Linked DNA regions of Mus musculus: region 1 is linked to region 2. Evidence: chromatin loops called from intact Hi-C (ENCODE). Cell type or tissue: left cerebral cortex. All regions are shown on one strand. Each heading gives the region's core, and the rest is flanking DNA. Links, peaks and the distances in the headings are about the cores only. Region 1 overlaps Prex1 (phosphatidylinositol-3,4,5-trisphosphate-dependent Rac exchange factor 1). Region 2 overlaps Arfgef2 (ADP-ribosylation factor guanine nucleotide-exchange factor 2 (brefeldin A-inhibited)).

Region 1 (8,327 bases), core at 267-8,266, 290 kb after region 2:
TCCATCCATCCACCCATCCATCCACCCACCCATCCATCCATCCATCCATCCATCCATCCATCCATCCATATGTCCGTACATCTTTCTGTCTGTCCATCTGTCCATCTGTCATCCATCCATCCATCCATCCATCCATCCATCTATCCATCCATCTATCTACCCATAATCCTCTACCCTCTCTCTCCGTCTCTCCCCCTTTCCCTCCCTTCTTCTCTCTCTCCCTCCCTCCCTCCCTCCCTCCATCATTATTGGCCCACCCACCTACCTTTCATCCATCCCTACACATTACCTACCCTCTGACCATCCATTTGTCCATCACCCACCCTCTATCCACTCCTCCTTCCCTCCCTTCCTCCCTCCCTCCCTGTGCCTGTCGCTGCCCTTCACCCACCTACCCACATTCTCCTACCTATTCATTCTCCACCTACACATCTGCCGACCATCGCCATCCACCTACCCACTCACGCCCACATCCACCGTCTACCCACAAACTCACATCTGCTTATCCACCCTCTCATCCATCTGTCCATTTCTGTACCAAGGCTCCAGTAGACTGATTCCAGCTTACTCCAGGCCTGCTCTGGACACTTGTGCCCTTGAGATAAGTCCTTGCTCTCCAGACCTCTGGGATCACCCACTGTGTATAGCAGACCTGATTCAGATAGGCAGCCATGTTCCCATAGGATGAGACATAGCAGAGAATCAGGAACTCTTGGACTGTCTCAGGGGTGCTACCCAGTGTCAGAGGTGACATGGAGGGCACGGCCACAGGGGTCTCAGAAACCCAAACAGGGAAAAGGACAGGGTCAGGTGCCTGCCTAACCTTTGACTGGTCCTGCCCCATGGCCGATTCAATGATCAACCTTAGATAAATCCCATCTCTTTCCCGCTCCAAGCCTGGGCTGCTGTTTCTGTGTAGGGAAAGGCCACTGAGCTACCACTCATCTGCCGGCTCAGTTGGTTATGGCTATGAGGAGGTAATATCTGAGGAGCCTGTGGCTTCAGTTTCCAGCTCTAGGAGGACCAGCCGTGATTGATTTGTAATGTCTGTACTGGGCTGGTTGTAGCTATGGGGAGACCGGGAGGCAGTGAGAGGCCGGGTGTCTGTTGTGGATGCTGTGCTGTGATACCTTCCTTAGGCTTGCCATGCACAACCCGTGAATACCCGTGAGACCCATCAGTTTCCTTGACATAGGGTAGTGAGCTTCGTGAGCTGGTGATGGTGCCTGTGGCCCTCTCCTGACCTCACATCCTTTTGCTACTTTGCTGCCCCAGAGTTCAAACAGAAAGAGGAATGCACGGTCCGAGGGCGGAACTTGATTCAGATCAGTATCCAGGAGGACCCTTGGAACCTGCCCAGCTCCATCAGGACCCTGGTGGACAACATCCAGCAATACGTGGAAGGTCCGTGGGTATAGACTGTGGTGTTGCCTGGAACGGGCCTAGCTATGTGGCCCTGTCTTCATGTCTGGGGGGCGGGGACAGAGCAGTGAAGCCATTTCCTAGTGAATGTCCTGACCTGCTGAGGCCCTGGGCTAGAGGACCCATGGAAATGGGGCCATTTCTACTGAGGCTTCTTGTAGTCAGGAGGTTGAATTCTGGCTTCCTTCCATCTCTGCTTCTAAAACTGGATCCCATCCACTTGTCATTGATTGTCACAGATTGGAGCCACTTGTCTGAGTTGTCAGTGATATGAGAAAGTCCTGATTCCTTAGTGGCCAGCTGCCCTGTGGCCACACTTGTGTGAGGACATGAGGTACTCATGTCTACCCGACATATGTCGTTTACCTATTTGAGCCTTTGGGCACCTGAGTCAGGCCCCTGGGGCCGGGGGCTGGAGGAGGGAGGAGTTACAGAGGCGTGACTGTCTCAGGCCAAGCCACCTGGTTCCTAAACAGAAGTAGGTCACTAACATGAGTCTGGGACCTGACTGCCACCAAGAATCCCTTCTTTTCTGCTTTCAGCTGTATAGCGGGACTTCTCGTACCCGCCAGTGGTTAAATGGCACAGAGATTTGTGAATATTTATTACAGCTTAGGAGTATAGCAGGGCAGACTATCAGCTACCTCATGTAAATTATCCTGACTAGTCTAGCACTATGTCCCTCTCTCTTGGCCCTGGCACCTCTGTTCCTCTCCATGTCCCGGGGGTGAATCTCTCAAGTCTCTTTCTCCCAGAGACCTTCCCTCTCGCTGAAGTTCTGCCTTCCCTTTCCTGCCCAGCTACTGGCTGTCAGTTTTTTTATTAAGTCAATCAGCAAGCGAGGAAGGTGAATATTTACAAAATAGGAAACCTATAGCTCTCTGTGGGTACAGAATTAACCGTTCAATATACAGAGTCACACCTTTACACAATGTGCAAGAGGTTACCCCCAACACAGCTCTCTGATGAGGATACAGGAACACTGGTGGTAGGGGCTCCATCTCTGATGTTCAGGGGCTCTGGAACTTACCCAGCATGCATTGAGCACAGCTCAAGCATCTGTGAGGGGCCAGAGCCCGGGTGCTGTAGGCACTGGCTTGCCCCGCTTCTGCCATCTCTGCTCACCCCTCCTCCTCTCTCCTCCCTCCTTTCAGATGGAAAGAACCAGCTGCTTCTGGCTCTGCTCAAGTGCACAGGTAGGAATGGGGCTGTGAAGGGGTCCCTGGGAGACACAGTGGGTGCTGTGGCCACAGGCTGGGGTGATGTCCCTCTGCTGGCCAACAGCATCTCAATGGGGCCCTCAGCATCTGCACTGGGGAGGCAGCCTTTTCTCCCAGTCTCGCCGAGAACTTCTCACCTTTTCCTCTGGGGCCAGGCAGAGGACTAGACTCAGGTCCTGGGGAACATGAGCCCTGTTTAGTGCTACCTGTTAGGCCTGGTGGGTGTTGGCAGGGGGACTGGTGGAAGACGGAGGGTGAGGAACATGGGCTCTGAGCTAGTAGAGCGGAGCCTGGAAATAATAGAGGATGTAACTGCAGGATACCTTCATGTGTGTGCGTGTGCGTGTAGTATGTGTGTCCATGCACACACATGCATGTGCACATGTAGACTTGAGTATGCATATGTGCATGTGTGGATGTGCCTACTCTTTATACAGATTACCAACTGCCTGGCTTGACCAGTTGGGGCAGGACTTGGGGGAGGTGAGGCAGGGGGAAGTGTTCCTGGGACCCATCTTGAATATGCAGCTTAGTACTGCTAGGATTCGTGTGGCCAAGGCTGAGAGGTCCCGTGATTCACTGTAGGGCAGTGGGGCAGGGTTTGGGCGTATGTCCGCCTCGGGAAGAGCCACACATTCGATTCTCCAAGAAGCAGGCACTTGGGCAGTGGGAGAGTGAGACTTGGGGCAGATCTGTCTTCTTTTGAAGAATTTATTTTTCTGCAACTGGCTTTTGGCAACCTATTTGCCCCTTCAGAGTTCTCCACAGGCCCCCGTGGGCATGGCAGGTCCAGGGTTCGGGTGTTGAGGGTGGAGATGCTGCCAGTCCGCACAGCACCACTTACCCAGAGCGCCCCCCCCCCCCCCCCCACAGACACGGAGCTGCAGCTGCGCAGGGATGCTGTCTTCTGTCAGGCTCTGGTGGCCGCCGTGTGCACTTTCTCGGAGCAGCTGCTGGCCGCCCTTGACTACCGCTACAACAACAACGGCGAGTATGAAGAGAGCAGCAGAGATGCCAGCCGCAAGTGGCTGGAGCAGGTGGCGGCTACAGGTGTCCTGCTGCACTGGCAGTCTCTGCTGGCACCAGCCTCCGTGGTAAGCGGCTGAGGTCATTGGCAGCACGGGAGAGAGTGCTGTGGCTACTCTCTGCTCCCAGTTACCCAGGGGTTCATGTGGCAGTGATTTGCTGAGCATTTGCTTTTAGGTTTTGGAGTTCGTGGATGAACAAAAGTCCCTGTGCTCTGTGGTGTCCTGGGGAAGAGAGACAGACAGAAAAGACCCATGGTTCTGAGCCGCAAGCGGGTGTCTCGTGGCAGTCTGGGCTGGCAGCTGAGGAATCCAGGGAGGGGAGAGAATATTACTTGCATCTAGTGCAAGTGTAGAGGGCAGGAGGGCTGGCTCGTTACCCAGTAGCAGTTCCATTATGTGTGGTTCCAGAGGCTATCTCAGGCCGCCCACGGGCAGCACAGCCCTAGATCGCCCCCTGCTGGCCACTGGTGAGCACTGCTGCCGGTCTTCAGAGATCTGCCTCTGGCCCCACTCCACAGCAGCCCTCTAACCTCTAAGGATGGAATACCAGATCCAGCTCATTCACTGATGTCACCAGCACCGAGCTGGCCACTGGGTCTACAGCTTATTTCCTAGAGAAGTAGACTGACAGGGGAGACAGCCCAAAGGCCTTGGAGTCTCTCTGGGGGGAGTAGCCAGACTTTCTGGGTGGTGACTTTTGATTTATGATATCTGTCAGCCAATAGGAAGGTCTGAGGAAAAGTATGCAGAGGGACAGCACGGGCAGAGGCCCTGGGCAGAGGCCCGTGTGGCCAGTGGGGACAGGCAGGGAAAGCAAGGTTAGTGGGATGGTCTGCAGGCAGAAAGTGACTCGGAAGCTGAAGGGCAGGGGACTCCTGTGATCTGGGCTAAGTTTTAAAAGAAAGCGTGTAACCTTGGAGAGAGGCGGTTAGGGGACTAAATGGAGAAAGAACCCTCTGAGGTGTCCTGGTGAGAACAGCTGCAACTAGAGTTGGGTGTTGGCCGGGAGGCTGGACGGAGGCAGACTGTGTCCAGGCAGTCGTAGCTGCTGGATGGGGTAAGACGACCAGGAGCGGACGGCCTTGAGAAAGGGATACAGAGCAGGTCTAGGGGGCTTAAGAGAGGAAGTGCAGATGCTCATGGAGTTGGCTGCATTTTGGATGGTACCGGGTGTGGCTTTACTGGGGCCACACAGCAAGGCAGAGCAGAAGTGACTTCTGACCCCTATGGGGTACAGGGCAGGTGGTGGGATGAACCATGATGTCACCTGTAGAGCCACACCCAAGACACCCACAGGCCTCCCAGCCCCGTAGGTGCAAAGCATGGCATCTCCAGGGCAGCCCAGGACAGGGTGGCATCTGAGTCTCCCTTACCACCGCCTCTTCCCGCAGAAGGAGGAACGGACCATGCTGGAGGACATCTGGGTGACGCTGTCGGAGCTGGACAATGTCACCTTCTCCTTTAAGCAGCTGGATGAGAATTCTGTGGCCAGTGAGTAAGCCCTCCCTTCCTGCCCCGAGTCGAGCTGCTCAGAGCCACGCTGGCTCTCCTCCGCTGCCAGGCCAGCAGCCCAAGTGGACCAGTCTCCAGTGCTTCAAGCCTCACGGCCCAACCCGAGACTCAGAGTCAGTCTTTGGGGAGCACATAGAAAAAGGAGGGGGGTGTATCAGCTACTTCTCTGGCTGTTACAACAAATTACTTGGCAAAGTCTTCAGCTGACAGCAGCTACCTGTGTGAAGGTTCAGGGGGAAGCAGTGATTGATTAGTGATGCCTGCCTGGTAAAAGGTGTGGGCTCTGAGTCATGTTTGTCGGCCACAATTCTTCCTTATGGATGCTGATAAGCTACAGAGCCTGGCTTTTTTTTTTTTTTTTTTTTTTTTAAACAGCTTTTGCTCTGAGCTGTCAGGCAAGAGAGTCACAGGACAAGGTCGGGGAGGTTGAAGACACTACGGCCAGCTCTCAGGGCAGGGACAGTGTTAGGGCCAAGACTAAAGCAGTGGGGAGCCAGAGGCTGTGGGTGCCAGTGAAAGGGGAGGTCATCACAGGCAAGTCTGGAGGCTGTATAGGGCGGTTCAAAGCTAAGCACGGAGGGGAGGGGAGGGGGAGGGGCTTGACGCTGCCCCTCTGCGATATTAGGGCAGGGAAGCCTCAGATGTCAAACATAGAAATTCCAGCATGCCACCTGGAGGCTGGGAAGACAAGAGGAGAGTCTGAGGCTACCCCTGTGGGTCAGGAGGGCTGGAAGTATAAGGTTTTCCCTCTGGAGTGCCACTCTGGCCTCTTTAGTGAGCCACCCTGCTTTGCCTCCACAGACACCAATGTCTTCTACCACATCGAGGGCAGTAGGCAGGCACTGAAGGTAGTCTTCTACCTCGATGGCTTCCACTTCTCCAGGCTGCCCTCTCGCCTAGAGGGTGGGGCCAGCCTCAGGCTGCACACGGTGCTCTTCACAAAAGGTGAGCAGCCAGGCTGAGGGACCTGGCAGGGAAAGGGGCAGAGGCAAGACCACTGAGCGCCCTAGGGCCCAGCACCTACCCTCCTGTGCCTTCCCTCACAGCACTGGAGAGCGTGGAAGGGCCCCCGCCCCCTGGAAACCAGGCAGCAGAAGAGCTGCAGCAGGAGATCAACGCACAGTCCCTGGAGAAGGTGCAGCAGTACTATAGAAAGCTCAGGTAGCTACCGTGGGCTGGGGGTAAGGGCGGGATGAGGGCTCTGGGGTGGGGGTGGCAACCTACAGGGAGTGGACACATCATTCAGAGCCACGGGCAAGCCTGACACTCTCTGGAGCACATACAGCAGTGTGCATGGAGGCCGCTGCTGACCCATTGTACAGCTGAGTATGCTGAGGCCCACACAGCCTGTACCAGATTACACAGACAGATGAACTCAAGTCTCTTTGGCCCATTCCTCCCTGTGCAAAGAAGGACTGAGCAGGGAGGGTTGCTTCTGGGATCTTTGGACTCCTAGCCCTGGATCCTGCTCTGAGGAGAACTTCCAGAGAGAGGTGCAGAGGGCAGTGGACAGAATGCTGTCCAGAGGGAAAACAGCTAGACCCAGGAAAACAGCTAAGGTCTGACACTCCTACTACAGCTACCTACAGCCCTGCCTGCAGCCACACCCTGACCGCACCCGCCAACACACCCACAGTCTCACCTTTACCAGATCCCTAGACCAGGCTCCCAGACACAGCCTCTCTCAAGTCCTGTCTCATTGCTTTCCCTGCAATACCAAGAGGGAGAGACCATGGGCCTGGGTTTCCATGGAGAGGGGCACTCTCTTCTCAGGTCTGTTCTGACCATTTGCGAATTGGAAAACGAAGCTTCCATTCATTTACTAGGCACACAATTTACAACTTAGTTGTTGTCCTTTGTCTGTCCCCGTCTGTCTGATTAGCTGCTAATTCCACTTGCTCATGGAGACTTTCTGTGGGCCCTGCACTGCCCTGGGACCCGGGAAGCAGTCCTGTTCTTCATGAATGCTTATTCTGTCAAGACTGGGCCTCCAACTCTGGCTCACCCCTTATATATAAATAAAGTTTTATTCACACACAGCCAAGACAGTTTCTTCCTGAATTCTTTGTGGGCCCCCCCCCCCTTCTGTGTACAATGGAAGACAAGGACTCCCTGGTTAAAAGGGCCAGTGTTTTCTGGTTGGCCCCATATAGAAGGATTTAGAGAGTGAGAAAGACCACAGGCTGGTAAACCCAGAACAATTTTGTGCCAATTGTTCAATGTTTAGAGGAGAGAAAGCAGCAATGGGGCTGGAGGAGCAGGGCACTGTTGTCCAGGGCAGGAAGGCAGAGGTGGTGGTGAAGCCCAGAGAACCCTTCTTGCTTCCCTAGGGTCACTGGAAGAGCAGGTGACTCAGTGATTTGCTTCTGAGAGTCTGGGGAGGATACAGGGCCGTAACTGTAGGGGTTGGGACCTGGGGCAGGGGAGGGCCGGGCGTGTGCGTGTGCCTGTGTGTGAGTGTGTGGGTAGTAGCAGAATCCTCAGCCTTATCTGTCTCCTTCAGGGCGTTCTACCTGGAGCGGTCCAACCTGCCCACGGATGCTGGCGCCACAGCTGTGAAGATTGACCAGGTATGCTTGCTTCTGGAAGTTTGGGCCGGGTGGGGTCACTTACAGGCTGAGTCTACTCTAATCAGGCCCAGAGGCCCCCTGCAACCCCCGTCAGCCTGTTTCTTCTGGGTGACAGGCTCTTGCTGGCCTCTGTTGCTTGGGGCTTTCTGATGAACACTTTCTTGATCACATTTCTTGAGCTGAGACCCCTAAAGATCAGAGTGGTGACTGCCACACTAGGTGTGGCTTTGCATGGTATCCCTTTTGCTTCAGGTTCCTGCCAGGCATTTACAAATCAGAATTTCTCCATCAAAACCAGAGGCGTTGCCATTTCTTGGCCTTTTGGCTAAGAGCATGTGTCATGTCTGTTCTTACCAGCTTAGTGCCCTGCCGGTCCCCTGAGGAAAGCGACAAAACAGAGCCTTCCAGCTGCTTGCGAGAGATGGATGCTCTGAGATCTAGCTGGGGCTTAGTTCTTTTTTGTCATGGTGGCCTCAAGTGGATTCTGTCCCTCTGCCTCTCATCCACAAAGCATCTCTCTGGGTCTCCTAGTTCCCCAGGCCCAGGCCTTGAACTTGGAGTAGGTTGTGAGGAAC
Region 2 (8,327 bases), core at 10-8,009:
CAAGGTATATGTTCATGCTAAACACACACAAGGATTGGAGATACAATATTTTAAATTTAATTGTACATGATGATAGGATAAATGGCTCAATCCCTGCCAGAGTAGCAAGGTTAGCCACATACCGCCCAAATATTCATGGCAGGTGCACATGCACGCCTGCAAAGCTAGGAAGGCACACAGTCATGGCAAACTCTGCTCTCTCACACGTGGGAAGGAGCAGGCTGTGCAGGCTGGTGTTGACTGGGCACATGGCAGTCACTTGGAGAAGGCAAAGAGAAAGCCCACAAAGTAAAGATGTGGCCCTCAGCAAAGAAGGGCTAACTTCCTATACAGCCAACTTCAAAACCTCATAAAACATCATTCCTGGTTGTTTTCTACACGGAATTTTCAAATTTCTTGGAGATGTGTATATATATATACACATATTTATACATGTTCACACATATATGTACATATATCTGTGGGGGGGTGAGGGAGATGGGGCTTGGACTAGGACTGTTGACATTCTAAGCAGGGGCTGAGATAATCCCAATCCCTTGAACCATTTATTTATAAAAGGAGGGGTGTTTGTTTGTTTGTTTGTTTTTGGGACAGGGTTTCTCTGTGTAGCCCTGGCTGTCCTGGAACTCACTCTGTAGACCAGGCTGGCATCGAACCCAGAAATCTGCCTGCCTCTGCCTCTGCCTCCCAAGTGCTGGGATTAAAGGCGTTTGTTCAACACTACCACCAAGAAGACAGAAGAGAATTCATACAGTTAGGGGTGGGAGAGACTTTTAGACACCGACGGGGAAGGAGACCCAGGGCCTTCACAATGAAATGCACTACCTGTTTTTCTTCATAATATGTTCAAATGGCCTCAGAAAATCCTTCTGAAATCGGAAGTTGGCTAATTCTCCCTTCTCCAGGAACTTCATGGAGAGCTGCCGCAGAGAGTCAACTGCGAAGATGGCCACATCTTCATTGGGGTTACAGCCGACCTGGTGGGACAGGAAGCAGCAGGCTCAGCACAACAACAAAGGCAGGCAGCCCCCTGCAGTCTCTGCGGGAAGCTCATCTAGAGACTGAAGATGCTACTTCTCGGCTGAGAGACTAGCAAGCCCCCTGCCTCCTTCCGGGCTGGGATCCCAAGTGTGCACCACATGCCAGCATGTGCTTGTTCTTTCTCTCCTTTTAGGTGCTTGTTATTTTGTGTATGTGGTATGTGCAATTCACATGTGTATGGTTGTGTGCAGTGCATGTGGAGGGGAGCTGTTGAAGTCAGGTGTGTTCTTCTATTGTTTTCCCCTGGGGTTTCAGCCTGCACTGCCCAGTCCAGTCTCTAGGTTCTCAGGCCCAAAGCAAGGCAGGAGCTCAGACTGAGTCCTGGCTCCGGCCCTCTGAACAGAGTGAACCGTGAGTAGACAAGTGAAGCCATGTTGGCCTACACCAGAAGCTAACTGTTTTAGAATGGCTGTCCTGATGTCTTCTAGCTTGTCTCTGACTTACAAACCAGTGACAGTTTTAAGAGTAGCAATGGGGGCCTGTGTGTAAGGAATTCTGATGCTCAACTGTGTGAGCATGGCTTCACCACGGGTCATAGGAGGGGACCATAGGGCTCCACCAAGCATCAGCAGGGTGTCCAGCCACTACATTTAAAACAGAGTAGCAATACTATGTGCAGGTTGGCTGTGCATGGTGGTGTATGCCCTTAGTCCCAACACTTGGGAGAGAAAGGCAGGAGGATCTTCTGTGAGTTTGAAGTCACCCTGATCTACATAATGAGATCCAGGACAGGCAGAGATACATAGAGAAACTGCCTCAAAGACCTTAAAAAAAGAAAGAGATGGAAAGAAGAAGCAGGGAGGGGTCATGCATCCGGGCTGGCCTAGAATCTGCCCCACAGCCACTGATGGCCGATTACAGGATATAGCACCATGTCCTACTTATGCAGTACTGGGGATTGAACTCAGGACTTGTGAATGGTAGGCAACTCTATCAACTGAGCTATAGTCCCAGCCATGGATATGAGTTAGTATAGTATTTATTTTATTTTTATTTATTTTATGTATGTGAGTATACTGTTGTTCTTTTCAGACACATCAGAAGAGGGCATTGGATTCCATTACAGATGGTTGTGAACTACCATGTGGTTGCTGGGAATTGAACTCAGGACCTCTGAAGAGCAGTCAATGCTCTTAACCATTTAGCCATCTCTCCAGCCCACCACTGGACTTTTAATTCATCCTACTTGACTCCTATCCAAATATAAGCACAACATTGTTCCTTTCAAAGTGTCCATGATTTCACAGGGAAAAATGAATAGATGTCAAACCCCCGAAATGGGGCCAACTCTTCCCATTACATCCTTTGTGAACTTAGCACCTGCTCTCTTTCAGCTGCAGCTAACGTGGTCTTTAGATGCTGGCAGTCACCTTATTGAAGTGATCTCCAATGACATGCCATATCCGAGACCACTGCAGCCGGATCCTGTTCATGTTGTAGTATGATATTTCCACAATCTTCTGCAGGCTGAACATTCGAGGATGGTGGGGAGAAGCCAGCTCATCCATGGACACAGCACACAGCCAACGGACAAAGTCAACTACAGGAAAGAGACAGGAACACATGGGAAGCCCAGTTAGAGACAGTCACACAATTACAATGGGAGGCATACATTGCTGGCACAAAAGTCAAGATACATACCTATTGCATTTCCATCCAGTCTGGTAGAGCCAGTAAAAATTCTAGGGGGAAAAATTGAAATTTCTCAAGTACTCAGAAAAGGCAGAGAAGAGACATTAACAGTGGCCACACCCAGAGGCTACCAAGTGATGCCAGGCACAGTCAGTGCAGCATCACTGCAGAACACAGTCATCACCTGTCAACTGCGACAACCACACTCTGTGAGCTTGTTTCACCAACCGACTCCTGGAAGCTGGCCATCTGTCTTTTGTCTACACCACCACTCACCAAGTTACCTAAAACATAACACACAGAATCAGCGGGACTCCAGGCACATCAAGTACTTGGAACAAAGTACCCAGGCGGCACACTTGTATTCCCAGCACTCAGGAGGCAGAGGCATAAGGGTCAGAAGTTCAAGGCCAGTCTCTGCTACAACGTAGTAAGTCTGAGGCTAGCTTGGGCTACAGAAAACTTTGCCTCAAAAAAAGCAAATCACACAAACAATAGGAAGTGGCTGTGAATGAAAACCCGGAAGCAAGTAAAACAGACTAAGAACAGACACAGCTCCACTGCGGACAGAGTAATGCACTTACACTCTGGGATTAACACAGAGCCTTACTGCAGACCCTCTTGCCTGTAGGCAATCTCCCAATGTTTAGGAAACAAGCCTGAAGCAAGTGAGTAGCCTAGGGCTCCGAGAACACAGTGGCCCCTCTGCTGGACACTGGTGAGCTGTGCAGGACTTCACTGCAGTCATCATCAGGGCACACAAGAAGTAGGTGCTGTCACTGCCCGTGTCCCCAGAACTTCAACTTCACTGTCCCTGCACCCAGCAGCCTAGGCTGCCCCCCTGCCACGTGACTGTCATGTCACTGTCCCTGTGTTTCAGTTCCTCAGTTTATACAATGGGCAGGTAGCAGTCCTCATCTCACTGGGTCATTCTGAGACTCACATGAGCTCAAATACATAAACTGGGTGTTCAGAATGTGGCCTGGCATGCTTGCTTGCCATATTGACTATTATTATCACTACATCATAGACCAGAGTCCTTCAACTCACAGCAGAGGTGGGAACAACTATTTACTCTGAGACTACAGATGAAATGTGGAGACAATCCAACCTTTCCAGAGAGAGATAGTAGAGACACAGGCAGGACAGTGAAGCCCCTACTGCAGGGGGCCTCAGCATGGCCCCGTGTGAAGAAGGAACAGGACCCACCATGCTCACACAGCTGAAGCAGCAAGCCCATGGCATTGACAGCCATGCTATCAGCTGTACAAGAAGGAAGAGGACGCTGCACAGTCCTGGTGTGACAACAAGAGCCTTATCACTGTTAACTTGTGATGCTGTGCTGGCCAGCTGGGGCTGGTATCTTACCGAGGCCAAGACCCATGAATTCTTCTCCTGCCAGACTGTGGCCCTTCAGGCTCCCTTCTCGTTCCCGCCCAGAGCCAGAGAGGTAGCGAGTCTTCACCCCAGTTCCTATCAGCTGAGCAAGCTCCAGCTGGCTGATGCACTTCAAGATCTACGAAAGAGAAGGTGTGAGACGTGGAGTGCCAGAAAGGATGCTGCAATCTTCTGTCAGTCGCTGTTTTCTGGTACATGCAGATGTTTACACTAAAAATAAAACTTGAGCTGGGCAGTGGTGGCGCACGCCTTTAATCCCAGCACTCAGGAGGCAGAGGACGGTAGATGTATCTCTGAGTTTGAGAACAGCCTGGTGTATAGAGTTCCAGGATAGCTAGGGCTACACAGAGAAACCTGTCGCAAACAAACATGAATAATAACTAGGAGAACTCGTAAGCTGGGTTCTACACATACAAAGTTACACGTATATTTGCTCAAGAAAGACACTGATTGGAGCAGGGCTCGATTTTTCATGACACTCGACCTGTGCGCTCAGACTGGTTCCTGCCCCCCAGCTCGCTTCCTCAGACTGCACACGCACGGCCTTCCTGGCCTCTGCACTTCCTTTCCCCTGCCGTCTCTCTCTCTGGCCTGGGGTGCGTGTGTTTCTGTTCTTTATGTCTGGAATGATACTTCCCCGCTCACTCCTTCAGCTGTGACCAGATGTGTGCCCCCTACCAAGATGACTTTCTTAAACTCCTCCTGAGTGAGCACTCTCCCACCACCACTCCAAGTTGTGCTCATTGCTATCTGTAACTGGGCCATGTGTTCATTGATCTGTTCTCTGCCATCAGTGTAGAAAGGGCATCAGTGTAGAAGAACTCTGTCTTCGTGGGCAGATTGCAGATTCATGAGGTAAAGGAAGGCTCCACTTTACCAATCAGAGGAGTAGAGAGAAAGGAATCAAAGGCCTAGAGCCATCTTGAGAAAAGGCAGAGACGCATACCTCATGCCAGGAGTTGCCAAGGTAGTTGCCATCGGTGTGAGCCACAGTGATGAGTGTCTTTATGGTGTCGATGTTTTTCTGCTTCATTTCTGTGATGCTGGAGCTGGCTGTCAGCAGGGAAAAGCGAGCAAGGGCCTGAACATAGGCATCTCGTTCCAGCTGAAAGAGAAGCCCAAGGAGCGCTGTGACTCCACCCACAATGTGGCCACTCATCTGGTGGGCTGGTGCACCGAGCTTCCCTGCCATTTCCAAATGCACACAGTAGGCTTTGGTGCGCCAGGATCCAGCTATCCCATGCAGGCATGCTTCCAACACTGGACCACCTGAGGCTCGCTGTGCACAACTACACTTGAGAACTGGCCCTCTGCAGTGACCTCAATCATACACTATCTCTCCCGTGTTCCAATGTCTCTGCTGGATGCCAAGACTATGGAATAAGTGCTAACATTTACAGCAGTCCTGTAAGGGAGGTATAAATGAGGAGACAAGCTGTGATTTGAGTTTATAGGGCCAACACCATCAGGCTGGAGAAGTACCAGAGTGGACTTTGAGATCCTGCCTTCAGAACCTTCAGAACCATCAAAAGAAAAATGGATGGGGACAGAAGACTGAAGTTTTCTGAACAAACTAATGGGCAGATTCTCACTGATCTAGAAGCGAGAAGTAGGAAGGACCAGCCTTGTGACTGCAAAACAGCTCAAAGACTGCACTGATTTGTTTAACGTTTCAGGATTCAAACAAGGTTTATAGAAACATCAATGCTGCATTCAACCATCTCCTTTCCCAGAGCAGGGGGAGAGATAGGGAAATGATAGAAACAATGAGTTACACAAAGTGGCAGCCACCGTGGAAATGCCGAGGATGAAACAGAGGGCTTCAGCGAGCTGACCACACCACACACTCTTGTAGGGAGCTATGGCCTCAGCAAGACACATAAGCATCGGAGCAAGTCAATGTGGCAGGTGGACGAAGAGGTTCTTCTATCATTGCCAGTCAGTTTTAATCTGGACCCTCAGGATTCTTCCCAGCAGAGCCATTGTTAGCACAAAGCCACGGGCTGTTTCTCAGTGGGAATAAGTGGTTTGCTGAAACACTGGTCAACTGGAAATTCCTGGTAGTTTCAAAGCTTTAACAATCTAAAGATACATGCGTTCACTTCTACCTACCTGCATTCCAAAGATGCAGGCAATGCGGACTGCACACCTGATGCCTTCCAAACACAGGGAGGCCACCTCCGTGTCATCACAGTTCTGCAGGCCAATACTATAGGCTGCCAGCAGCGGCGTCCACACCAGCTGCAAGGAAGCAAGTTTCAGTAACACCCAGAATTTCAACATGGCAAAGAGCACTCAGAGTATACTGTGTCCATTACAGGAACGACCAAGATGCCAAGTCCACTTCCATCTATTCCATTCACAAAATAAAACAGTTCTTAGCTGGGCATGGTGGCGCACACCTTTAATCCCACTTGGGAGGCAGAGGCAGGCGGATTTCTGAGTTCAAGGCCAGCCTGGTCTACAAAGTGAGTTCCAGGACAGGCAGGACTACACAGAGAAACCCTGTCTCAAAAAACAAAAACAAACAAACAAACAAAAAAAACCCAGTTCTTATAAACTATGGTCACTATAGATGTACTATTTACTAAATGGGCAGTGAACATTTGCATCTGTAGTGCATGTCACTAATATCTCAAAGATGGTCTCTTTCCCTGCTGAGTGTATTTAGAGATTGAAGTCAGGTTCGGTTTGGTTTTTGTACTATTTACTAAATGGGCAGTGAACATTTGCATCTGTAGCGCATGTCACTAATATCTCAAAGATGGTCTCTTTCCCTGCTGAGTGTATTTAGAGATTGAAGTCAGGTATGGTTTTTAATCCCGAGTGCTGGGATTAAAGGCGAGCACCACCACTGCCTGGCTTTTTGGGATTGTTTTAAAGATTTATTTCATGTATATGAGTGATTTGTTTACCTGTATGTCTGTGTCCTGTTAGTGCCTGGTGACCACACTAGAGGTAGAAGACAGTGTCATATTCCCCTGAATCAGGAGCTGTAGATGGCTGTTAGGAACAGACTCTGACCCTCTGCAAGAGCAGCCAGTGTACTTAAGTGCTGAGCCATCTTATCGGTCCCACAGAGTCAGTTCTCTACACAGCCGAAACAATCAGAAGCTGGCATGCAGACTAAGCACGTGAGTGAGCTGCCTTTAATCAGTAAAACAAAGTGGCTCTCTGTGAGTCAGAGGCCAGCCTGGTCTACATAACAGTTCCAGGCCAGTCAAAGACACATAGTGAAGCTCTGTCTCAAAAAAAAAAAAAAAAACAAAAAAACAAAAAACAGAGGAAAAGGATGTTGGAGAATAGCTCAGTGGGTAAACACTTGTCTGCTATGCCAGACAACACAAATTCAGTGCAGGGAATTCCCATGGTGGAAGAAGAACTGACTCTGGCAAGTTGTGCTCTGACCTCCACAGGCAGGCTGGGGCAAACGCAAACACACATACCCTGTTTTAAAAGTTACATTACTCATTTAACATGTATGTGTATGTGTGTGTGTGTGTGTGTGTGTGTGTGTGTGTGTGTATGTGTGTGTGTGTGTGTGTCTTTTCTTGCACTTCATCTCACCTTGAAGCCAGTAGGGTGAGCTGTCACCCTAAAGCTGGCCTGCAGGGCTGGGAGAAGGACCAGTGAGGAAGGACATTTCCTCCAAGCCCGAGGCCTGATATCAACCCTGGGGCCCACAGGGTAAAGGAAGAGCGCTCATTCCTATAGGCTGCCACCTCATCCCCCATGCTGTGCACACCCATAACAAGTCATTCTAAAAACAAAACAGCCCTCCCAGAGCACCATTCCATCCCACCAAACCATGAAAGCCGCTCTGTCCTCATCCTCACTGACAGAAAATGAACAGACCCGACCAAGGTCACATGGCCACACAGTAGCAAGCTAAGATTCAACTCAGACATCGGGACAGCAGAGGCCATGGCTGAACTGGCATCTGCAGAAGCCAGACCCAGATCTTTCCTCTCCATTCTCTCCCACTGGGATCTGCCGTACACTTTACAGCAGGCCGCCTGCAGAGCCTGGCTTGGTGATACGCTAATTCCCTAGGACACTCACTTTGAACATTGGCCGGACATGGTCCAAGTGTGTGGCGCTGGTAAACGGGGCTTTGGCATGGCTCACGGCCTCCATCAGAGCTTTGGCTGTTTTAGCCATCTGCTCCATCTCCACATTGTACAGCAGCCGCCTCTGCTTTTCACTAGCTACACCTGGAAGGAAACAAGACACATACACAGTGTTTGCTCTATGAC

What was found. Hi-C counts contacts between places; a loop is a spot of excess contacts. Peaks named below come from ENCODE experiments on the same cell type or tissue, not always from the same donor. Only the 100,000 strongest peaks of a DNase experiment are listed, where the experiment ranks them.
Region 1: a loop joins it to region 2, with 4 times the contacts of the local background. A loop is called at or near these places in 5 of 42 quality-filtered maps.

Annotation. Positions count from the first base shown.
Region 1 is chr2:166,570,955-166,579,281 of GRCm38, reverse strand. It overlaps Prex1 (phosphatidylinositol-3,4,5-trisphosphate-dependent Rac exchange factor 1), which reads left to right. Exons shown (of 40, transcript NM_177782.3): 30 at 1,276-1,404; 31 at 2,577-2,618; 32 at 3,516-3,736; 33 at 5,062-5,161; 34 at 5,984-6,127; 35 at 6,229-6,343; 36 at 7,686-7,752. Among named protein-coding and RNA genes, the nearest start is that of Gm29679, 11 kb to the right of the region's middle. In left cerebral cortex, for the core only: a CTCF peak has its summit at 4,132 (motif pointing left); DNase peaks (open chromatin) are centred at 483, 3,650 and 4,126.
Region 2 is chr2:166,861,542-166,869,868 of GRCm38, reverse strand. Arfgef2 (ADP-ribosylation factor guanine nucleotide-exchange factor 2 (brefeldin A-inhibited)) reads right to left here. Exons shown (of 39, transcript NM_001085495.2): 19 at 8,134-8,285; 20 at 6,184-6,312; 21 at 5,018-5,176; 22 at 4,042-4,189; 23 at 2,858-2,957; 24 at 2,683-2,723; 25 at 2,412-2,581; 26 at 826-977. Among named protein-coding and RNA genes, the nearest start is that of Cse1l, 40 kb to the left of the region's middle. In left cerebral cortex, for the core only: a CTCF peak has its summit at 3,390; a DNase peak (open chromatin) is centred at 4,219.